Regions from separate parts of the Homo sapiens genome. Here region 2 is linked to region 1. Evidence: read pairs that join two places in POLR2A ChIA-PET (ENCODE). Cell type or tissue: HepG2. All regions are shown on one strand. Links, peaks and the distances in the headings refer to the core of each region. The heading gives the core; the rest is flanking DNA.

What was found. Peaks named below come from ENCODE experiments on the same cell type or tissue, not always from the same donor. Only the 100,000 strongest peaks of a DNase experiment are listed, where the experiment ranks them.
Region 2: POLR2A ChIA-PET joins it to region 1 with 5 read pairs; 1 of 35 experiments calls an interaction of 5 or more read pairs at or near these places.

Annotation. Positions count from the first base shown.
Region 1 is chr2:113,178,458-113,183,539 of GRCh38, forward strand. PSD4 (pleckstrin and Sec7 domain containing 4) reads left to right here. Exons shown (of 17, transcript NM_012455.3): 2 at 3,889-5,055. The coding sequence starts at 4,000. Among named protein-coding and RNA genes, the nearest start is that of PSD4, 7.0 kb to the left of the region's middle. In HepG2, for the core only: a CTCF peak has its summit at 2,215; DNase peaks (open chromatin) are centred at 2,164 and 2,874.
Region 2 is chr2:112,312,918-112,317,999 of GRCh38, forward strand. It overlaps ZC3H6 (zinc finger CCCH-type containing 6), which reads left to right. Exons shown (of 12, transcript NM_198581.3): 6 at 3,553-3,669; 7 at 4,304-4,415. Among named protein-coding and RNA genes, the nearest start is that of ZC3H6, 40 kb to the left of the region's middle. In HepG2, for the core only: no CTCF peak of the experiment used is centred there; a DNase peak (open chromatin) is centred at 2,104; H3K4me3 peaks cover 410 bases.

The DNA of each region.
Region 1 (5,082 bases), core at 325-4,324:
CGCTGGTTTTTTTCTGGGAAGGCAAGTCCAATCCTCACTTGTATCTAGTATCAGCATTAGCGTGTACCTAGAGGGCTGCTTTATGTACATATACATATCTATTTGCAAGTACATATGTGCAAAGAGAGACAAGTGGGGTTTCCTCTCATCTTATGAAAAATTCAGGATGTCCTTTCTAGCAGGCCCAGCCCCGCATTCCCACTCCCATTCCCATATTGGCACGGGAACGTTTCTTGCCAAGTGAGTTGACTGATGGTGAGAGAAGGTGGGTTGGCGTTATCCTGGCAAAATGCTCTGGGGCTCATAGGGCCATGAGGCTGGCACTCATTCAGGTACAATGTGTGGAGTTGGGTGAATGAGAACAGGAGAAGGGATCAGGGATTTTGCATGGCAGGAGAACTATTTGGGCCCAAAGACCAGGACTTTACAGAGACGTGGAGGGTGGCTTTGGGGTCTGGGAAGGGAGGCAGTTGAGTAGAGCTAGGGATGTCCTATGTTCTGGTACCTGTAAACCAGGTGCTTCTCCCCAGCTTTCCCCTCTATCTCTAAATAAACATGTCTTCCTAGTCATTTATTATACCCCATGGGCTGGTGTCTTGAGGAGGCGCAGTGGGATGTGGTGGGGTGAGTCACCTCCTTGCTCACACTCGGTTGCTCTCCACCAGGCAGGTTTGGGGAGGGAGATTTGGGGTCCAGGGTGTTTTCCCTAGTATAGACAATAGATCCTGAGGCTCCTCATCCCTTCTGCCTTAGAAGTAGAACCGTCTCAGGCCTCTTGCCCAGAGAGCACTGAGGGTGACAATGGGCAGCTGCATGGGGAGCAGAGAGTGGTATGGACTTAAGGAGTAAACCATACAAATCCTCTGCCTGTTACCTGGAGGTAGTGGTGGGAGGTGGAGAGGCAGAACCTAGAATGATGAGTGAAGGCTGGATCCATAGGAGAAGAATGAAAGGCAAGACTGTTAATGGAAAGGGATTCCAATCCAGACCCCAAGAGAGGGTTCTTGGATCTCGTGCAAGAAAGAATTCAAGGTGAATCCATAAAATGAGGGCAAGTTTATTAGCAAAGTAAAAGAATAAAAGAATGGTTACTCCATAGGCAGAGCAGCGCTTGGGCTGCTGGATTAAGGATACCCGTATCTTGAGCCGACCTCTTATCTCATCCTGTGACTTAGAATGCCTAGCTTCCCGGGAATGCAGCCCAGTAGGTCTCAGCCTTATTTTACCCAGCCCCTATTCAAGATGGAGCCACTCTGGTTCAAACATCTCTGATGAGACCAAATCTGGTCCATTTGATTCAGAGCATCAAGTACAAGATTAAACATAAGAAAGGGCCTCTCCTCTCGGAAAGTCAGCCTGTTGGGGAGGCTGCCTTAACTAACAGGTGGAAGGGCCCTGAAGGCCGGTCAGGGACCATTCCGGGTGGGCTGGAACATCAGAATCCTGAGGGTGTCATCCAGCAAGTCTAGATTCTTGTTATTCTAAAACAGGAATGCAAGGGTTGGGTCAGAGGGAGGGGTAAAAACCCAGAAAGAGATTTCTTTTGGAGGCACTTTTAGAAAAAGGATACTTTCAAGGTGAATAAGAAACTGAAATGCATACTGGCCCTCCTTCCTTCTCTCAGGTGCCCTCCAGAAAAAAGGCGTGGGGCAAAGCAATGTTTTCTAGGTGACCTTGAATAACAGCTGGACCCCCTGACCTTCGTGAGAGAGCGCTGAGGGTTACCATTTACTGAGTGTCTAACAGTGGGCCAAGCCTGGGCTGAAGGCCGCGCGAATCACCTCCGTTAACCCTAGCTCCCCACTGCAGTGGGGCTCCCAGATGCTAAGGAACTTTCCAGGCTTATCCACTCAGTTGTATGTGGCAGGACGAGGGTTTGAGCTGCAGTCCATGTGGCTATTGATTCAGCTTATGTTCTCTAGTGCTGGGCAGGGAGGAGCTGACCCCCATGGGTTTGTTATGTGTGCTGGTTAGGGCCCTGCATGCCAGTCAAGCTCCTGTCCTACAGCCTGCCTGTGGGAGGATCTCAGTGTGAGGTCTGGAGCCCTGGACGAGGCCACCTGGGCTCACTCTCTTCATACTGGAGCAGGGAAAGGGCAGAGAGAGCTGCAGACCGGAAGGTGGATGGTCTGGGGTCGGAGTCCGGCCCCTGTCACCAGCTGTGAGTCATTAAGCCAGACTCAGGCTAAGGCTTCCTCATCTGTTAAACAGCGACACGCAGGGGACTGCTCATCTTTCAGGTGCGAGGTTGGGGGAGTGGTGGGTGGGGACAGGCATGGTTAACTGCATGTGGAAGGGGCTGTTGTTCTTGGGTATCTGGAAGTCACACGTGGTTATAAACTGGGAGCATGTGTGTGTTTGTTAATAGTCTTGCTCCCCAAAATATTCTAATATAGCTCACAAGCACGCACGTAAGCCTTCAAGATAGAAATCTGTGAGTGAAGAAAATGAGGCAAAGGGAAAATAAGAAAAGACAGCTGCTGGGTGCAGCGGCTCACACCTATAATCCCACCACTTTGGGAGGCCAAGGTGGGCAGATCACTTGAGGTCAGGAGTTCGAGACTAGCCTGGCTAACATGGTGAAACCCCATCTCTACTAGAAATACAAAAAAAAAAAAAAATTAGCAGAGCATGGTGGTAGACGCCTATAATTCTAGCTACTCGGGAGGCTGAGGCAGGAGAATCGCTTGAACCCAGGAGGCAGAGGTTGCAGTGAGCCAAGACTGTGCCGCTACACTCCAACCCGGGTGACAGAGCGAGACTCTGTCTCAAAAAAAAAAAAAAAAGACAGCTGCCAGGGGAGTGCTTACGACATGCCATAAGGACCTGTGTACTTGACCCTGCACTTCCACTTTGTGGAGAGCCAGCACCATGAGACAAACAAGTTACAAGCTTCACAGTGTGCTTTGGATCAAAACAAGCCAGCTATTCTGAGGAAGCAGGGCTGCTCTGAGAGCCGTGTAAGCGGTGGGCTGCATGCAGGGGATGGAAATGCATGCTTCTAGAAAACACCCTGCGAGGTTCCTGGGCTCATCTGATAAGGGCCCACCCAGAGTGTTAGTGCAGGCTGTGCACACAGCAGCTCTGGGCAGATGTGAGGCAGTTCCAGGCAGACATGGCTGCCACATCCCAGCCTCTTCCTCCCTAGAAGGCAGAGATCTCCTCCCCATGCAGCAGGCAGTCTGCTGGGTGGTAGGCAGCAGGGCTGAAGCATCCTCCCTTCATGAGGGCTTGGGCTGAGTTAAGCAGAGAGCCCCTTGCTGCTTCCACCTGGGCCAAATTCCAAGCTGCCAACAGCTTACAAGGACAAAGAAGCAGGCTGTGAGCCAGCCTGGTGAACAGGGTAAGGCCCCAAGGATAGGAGCCTTGGAAAGTGGAAGTAAGGCAGGCTGTGGCCTTCATGTCGTGGGTGCCTGCTTCTTCCATGAGTCTGTTGCATTCTCCTCACCTCGTCTGTGTCTGTTTGGCTCCCACATGCTTTGGTTTACATGTCCTTTGTGGCTTGCAGCTGCTTCCTTGATACCTAGAGGCATTTCCGCCTTCAGTTCCTGCTGCCAACCACCTCGGTCTCCACACTCTCCAATCCAAATGCCCAAGAGAAGGATCTGATTTGGCCAGTTTGTTCTTTTCAGCTAAGCCACATGGGCTACCTTCAGCCAACAGATGGGTGTCTTTGGGGCAGGTGCTGCCCTGGTGCAAGTTTAGAGATTGTGGGATCAGATGGAATATGTGGTACACTCCTTACTCCCAGCAGGGCTGTGGAGGGCAGTGCTAAGGAGCAGCAGGCATAGATGGGGAAGACACTCCAAACACATCTAACACACTACACACGTGCCTCCAGAGGCTGACAGCCCTTCCCTAACCTGCACTTGCTTTGGGCATTTCCAGGGTAGATATGGATTCCCAGTTTCTCCAGCGGCCAGTGCTCCCCCTAGTCCACACAGTGAGACCGTGAAAGCAGATGCTCCGGGGCACTCCTGGGCAGCTTTTGCTCAGTGGATGATGGGTGACTACAGACTCCCTGACCACCCCCAGCCCATGGAAATTCTCAACCTGTACTTGGGAGACAGCCTGGAGCCCCACCCAGGAGAGTGCCCAAGGGAAACGTGCAGCCATGAGGATCCACCGGAGCCTTTCGAGGAGCAAACCTGGGCCACTGACCCTCCTGAACCTACCAGACAAAATGTTCCTCCCTGGGGCTCCGGTGTGGAGCTCACACACCTGGGGAGCTGGGTCCATCAGGACGGGCTGGAGCCTTGCCAGGAGCAAACCCGGGCCACTGACCCTCCTGAATCTACCAGACAAGATGCTCCTCCCTGGGGCTCCGGTGTGGAGCTCACACACCTGGGGAGCCCCTCTGCCCAGAGGGAGCACAGGCAGAACACAGCATCACCAGGGTCACCAGTGAACAGCCATCTACCGGGGAGCCCAAAGCAGAACCGGAGCACGTCCACACAGGTAGTGTTCTGGGCAGGCATCCTGCAGGCCCAGATGTGTGTCCTAGACCTGGAGGAGGAGCTGGAGAAGACGGAAGGGCTCAAGGCTGGGCTGAAATGCTGTCTCCCCACGCCCCCTGTGGACCTCCCCGGGGACACGGGCCTGCACTCCAGCCCACCTGAGAATGAAGACTCAGGGGAAGACAGCAGTGAGCCTGAGGGAGAGGGCCAGGCATGGCTGAGAGAGGGAACCCCAGACTCTTCCCCACAGTGGGGAGCTGAGGAGGAGAGCATGTTCTTCAGCAACCCCCTCTTCCTGGCGAGTCCTTGCTCAGAGAACAGTGCTTCTGGAGAGTGCTTTTCCTGGGGGGCTTCAGACTCCCATGCAGGTGTGAGGACTGGACCTGAGAGCCCAGCGACTCTGGAGCCTCCCCTCCCAGAAGACACAGTGCTGTGGGAGCTGGAAAGTGAGCCAGATTTGGGGGACGGCGCTGCTATCAGTGGGCATTGTACCCCTCCATTCCCTGTGCCCATCTATAAACCACACTCCATCTGCTGGGCCTCAGTGGCTGCCGCTGAGGGGGCTCCTGCAGCACCTCCTGGTCACGGGGAGAGTGAGGTAAGCCCAGTCTTGGGAACCAACCGG
Region 2 (5,082 bases), core at 399-4,398, 870 kb before region 1:
TACTATAATTTGAAAATGCTTGGTTTTCTGATCTCTCAGTTTAAAGATAGTGGGCAGAGATTTCTTAATATGCACTCCTTAGTATACTGTTTCAGGAGATGTTAACAGGTGTGACCTAAAAAAAGAAGGTCAGACCCAAATAAATTTGCGAAACCCAGCACATGCCATCTGCTTTTGGAGATTCTCAGTTGACATTAATGTAGTAAAGCTTGTGAGCAGCTTAGGCAAAAAGAAGCTTATTTTGTTCAACCCATCATTTACTCAACTACAAACTATTTTTTTCCCTACACACCTACTAACATTCACTGAGCCACTCACTGTTCCATGGAACAGCAGCTTTGGAATTACTATGGTTATTATTTTAGAATTTTGGGGTGACTAAAAACCTGCCTGTCATCTTCTTAGACACCAGTAGACCTTTAGAATATGCTGATTTCCCTAACCCAAACTAATACAAATGCTTTCTAAGTAAGCCTGCACCTATACCCAGTTCTTACACCCTATACCTTTAAACAAAATTAGCTTCCAGGAAAGTGTGACTTTGAGCAAGTTATACCTGTCTCTTTGCCTCAATTTGCTTAATCTGCAAAATGAGGGTATAGTATTAAGTTAACTCTAAGGGCCCCATCAAGCACAGCATTTTAGATGTCTGTAGATCTGGGCTATACCTAAAAGATAATCATATAACAGAAAAATAAAGATAAAAATACATTATCAGTCATGTCAATTTATTGGCTATCACGAGAGACATTTCTTATGATTCCAGAAACAACTGGGAGTGTGCCAGAGCCCACGGAAGCAGTTCATGTTCAGGAATGGTCTGCAGGTGGCCCATCCAGAATAGCATGAACATGGAGGCCACAGCAGAGTGGCCAAGATAGATCCGTCTCTGTCCTAGGCCTTTCAGAGACTATGAGAGTCTCCAAAGCCAAATCAATTCGGGGTACCTTCAGATTCATCATAATTTTTTTGAAAAATCAAGAGTAGTCACAAAGAAGCAAACTTTCACTGAATTTTAAAGGCTTCTTCATTTTATTGGCCATAATACTCTTAAATTGTTTTAGTATTTACTGTACCTATTACATTTTTTTGTAATAAATATTATTTTCCTGGTAGATCCTTACATTTCCTCTACCTGATATATATTAATATTTTATGCTCTTGTCTCTTGTATCAATATATCTTCTAAAGTAAATAAGTTTTAAAATGACCAAGTACAGTAGGTAGCTTGGTTTTTTTTCTCCCTCCATCTCTCCCTCTTTCTCTCCTTCATTCTTGTATTTTTTTTTATTCGCAGTACTGTCTTGTAATGCAAAGAATATAGGAGGAGTTGCAAGGCACAATTCCTGAGTTCTGTCAGTCTGCTAACTCACCATATCTTCTGGGCACTTAATTTTGCCCTAAAAATTTATTTGTTAAAGTTGCTTTAGATTTTCTATAGTACCTTGATTATAGTCAGGTTTCCCATAGCTGTGGACACTGACATACTTTCTACTCATTTAAGTGGAACTAAACTAAAAAACAAAACAAAACACTTCCTCACCACAATCCTCTATTAAAACAATGAAACATTATTTGGAAGTAATGTATACAGAAAGAGTAAGTTATTAATGAAACGCTAAGTACAACTTGTTGCATTTTTCAGGGTGTGTGTGTGTGTGTGATTACCTAATTTTTTTACTTTTTAATTTCAGAGTTATATTCCTCAGGTTGCTCATTGATTTTTGCATAATTTACTTTCTTTGGCTGTTTATTTTATTTTATAACAGCCATGATTCTTTGTATAGAATGCCTATGTGAGCTGGTCATTTATATCTGCTTATTCTAAACGAATCTCTAAACATAAAAATGTTTGTGAATCAAATTTATATAGATTTGAGACACTTTAAATGATTCTGTCATAGTATATTATAAGCAATTTCATTGTGTTTTCCTGGGGTAAATTAGGTATGTTTATATTTTTAAAACGAATCTCTAGGATTATCTGTTTACTTTGTATTCTTGTACCTTTTTTAGAATTCTTACAGTAAAATGTGATTTGAGCTGTGAATGCTGGGGATCAGATTTCAATTTAGACATCTATTGCCTCAATGTTTGCTGTGAGGCAATCTCTTGTTTTCAGTAGATTGAACTTTATGCTCTATCTTTTAGCAAATTAAGAGAAAAGGGAAAACAGAAATCAAATCAGAAGAGTAAATAGTCATTGAACTCCTATGATATACAGGGCACAGTGCATGCCAGGTGCATGAAAAATAATGTTGTTTTTTAGAGTTGATGAATGTAACTCATTACATTTAGCATGGCTAAGCATCATACTCTGCCTTGTTACTTAATCTTATACTTAAAGCAGAAGTTGAATAGGGGACTCAGGAGAAGTAAGGAAAACAAGTAGGGCTATAAGATTTCTTTTCCTTTAATTTTCTTAAGTTTTTTTCTTAACTTTTTATATTTAAAAGTTAAAAGTAATACACGCCGCCTGTTTGTTTGCCCTTTTTTTCCCCTAAAGAAAGTACAAAATAACCACACACATAAAATCTCTAATCCTGCCATCCAGAGACATACACTGTAAAATATGGGGGTATATTCTTTTTGTCTTTTTTCCTTTGCCTTTATTTATTATTGTAGAATTGGGATCAATTTTTTACTTCATAAAATATTGTAAACTTTTTTTTTGTTTTTTTTTTGTTTGTTTGTTTGAGACACTCTCACTCTGTTGCCCAGGCAGGAATGCAGTGGCGTGATCTTGGCTCTCACTGCAGGCTCCACCTCCCAGGTTCAAGCGATTCTCGTGCCTCAGCCTCCCAAGTAGCTGAGATTACAGAGGTGTGTGCCACCACACCTGGCTAATTTTTTGTATTTTTAGTATGGACAGGATTTCACTATGTTGGCCAGGCTGGTCTCAAACTCCTGGCCTCAAATGATCCCAAAGTGCTGGGATTACAGGCATGAGCCACCATGCCTGATCTGTAAACAGTTTTTATGATCCAAAGTTGTTGATTTTTTAATGACTGCATAATATTCTACCACCTAAGTGTATCATAATATATTTGACCAGTCTTCTAGTTTTAAATGTGTAGAGTGTTTCTCGTTTTGCTGTTTGTTTTACTATGTCAGTATTTTATTATATGACTAGATCTTTGTGTCTCCCTGATAATTCTTTCAAAATAATCCCAAAAAGTACAAGTTGTATGTCAAACAATATGGATATTTTAAAGTCTTTTATAACATACCTATCAATAATATGAGTGCATATTTTATTGTGTCTTTGCCCAAATTGAGAATTGTGAATTTTTAAACTTTTTATAATTTTATTTAAAAAGTTATTCATCTTCATTAAAATAGAAAGAAATAGGCTTTTTTTTGCGATCACTAGTAGCATAAGTAGATTACTAGACACATATCTCTCTCCAAATAAATGAATAGCATCAGAATGTTCAATCTTGATCACTTTTTGTAGTCAATTTGTACTTTTTTCCAGATCAACTTAATCATACATTTTGATACCTATTAATATTTCATATGCTGCATTCAAATGGAATTTTTTTCTTGCAGTATAATAAACCAGGGAAAAAATGGAAGGTTATGACTCAGGAATTTATTAATCAGCACACAGTGGAACACAAAGGAAAACAAATCTGTAAATACTTCCTGGAAGGGAGGTGTATTAAGGTAAATTTATAGAGGTATCATAAGTCATTTTAACTTCCAAAATAATCTTTAAAATTAAAGTCTTTTGGGGGATGGTTAATTTTTTTCTCTTCTCATATAGTTGTAATAAAACTGGGTCTTTAAAATGTATCTTGCATGGAAATACCGTACATTAGAGCTCATTTAATTATGTTCTGGGACAATAACATAATTTGTTGAAATCGGATTTGTTTAAAAGACACATAATGCTACGTGGCAAGTACTGTTCAAAGTACAACTAATATTAAATGATTTAATCCTACAGTGACCCTACAAAGTAGTTAATGTTATTATCCCCATTTTATTCATGGCACCAAGAGGTTAAGTAAGTTCCCATGGTAGCTCAGCAAGAAATGGTGAGTGCTGGTTGCCAATTCAGGCAGTATCCTGTGAGGTCTTGCTCACTGTGCTGCCTTAATGCATGTAGCTACATCCACTGTCTTGGGCAGGAATTCTAAGGGGTCATTTGAGTTATTATTTGTTCATTATTAAAGACTGAAGATAATGACCATAATTTTACCATGAGACACCATGTAGAAAATTCAGCTGTTGTTTCTTTGTTTCTCATTGTTTCTTACCTTTTTTTCTTTTTTCTTTTTTTTTTTTTTGTGAATAGGGAGATCAGTGTAAATTTGATCATGATGCAGAGTTGGAGAAAAGAAAAGAGATCTGCAAATTTTATTTACAAGGATATTGTACCAAAGGAGAGAACTGCATTTATATGCATAATATCCTTTATTTAAAATGTATGTTAAATAAAATGCTGGGGTTTTAAAGCATCATTGAGGTTTTAAAAAATAATAAATACACCCTATAAAGCCTAGTTTGGTTTTAAATTTAAAACAACACATTACATAAACCCAGTCTAGTCAAACTTTGTACTTCAAAAGAGCAAACTGACCTTTATTCTTTAGGGAAATGAGATAACTGCCCTTTGGAAAAAATTCTGTGAAGGGAAGGTACTTTAATATAATCAGCTTAAAGTATTTCAAGAGATTGTGCTTCCTGAAGGAGTAGTTGGCAAAATACTTATTTTATTCCATAATTATTTTACTTAAGTTCGGGAGTAAAAAATTATCATTGTGAAGATTATAAGTCTTATCAAATCTTACCACTCAATGATAGATGCTGTATATTCTTCCCCACTCTCCCTTGGGAAATATATACATTTAAATTGTATTCCTGCTCCTACCCAAATTGGAATTTCACTATATATAGTGTTCTGGTCCTTTAAAAAAATGTATTCTGCAATTTTTCCATGTTAATTTTCCCCCAAATATCTGTCAGGTTGCTCACTACGACTTATGACTAATGAAGCTTTCCCCCACAGAATTGAAACTCTATCACAGACAAAATGTTTACATATATGGATTTTTCTTCTGGACTTCGTGTTTG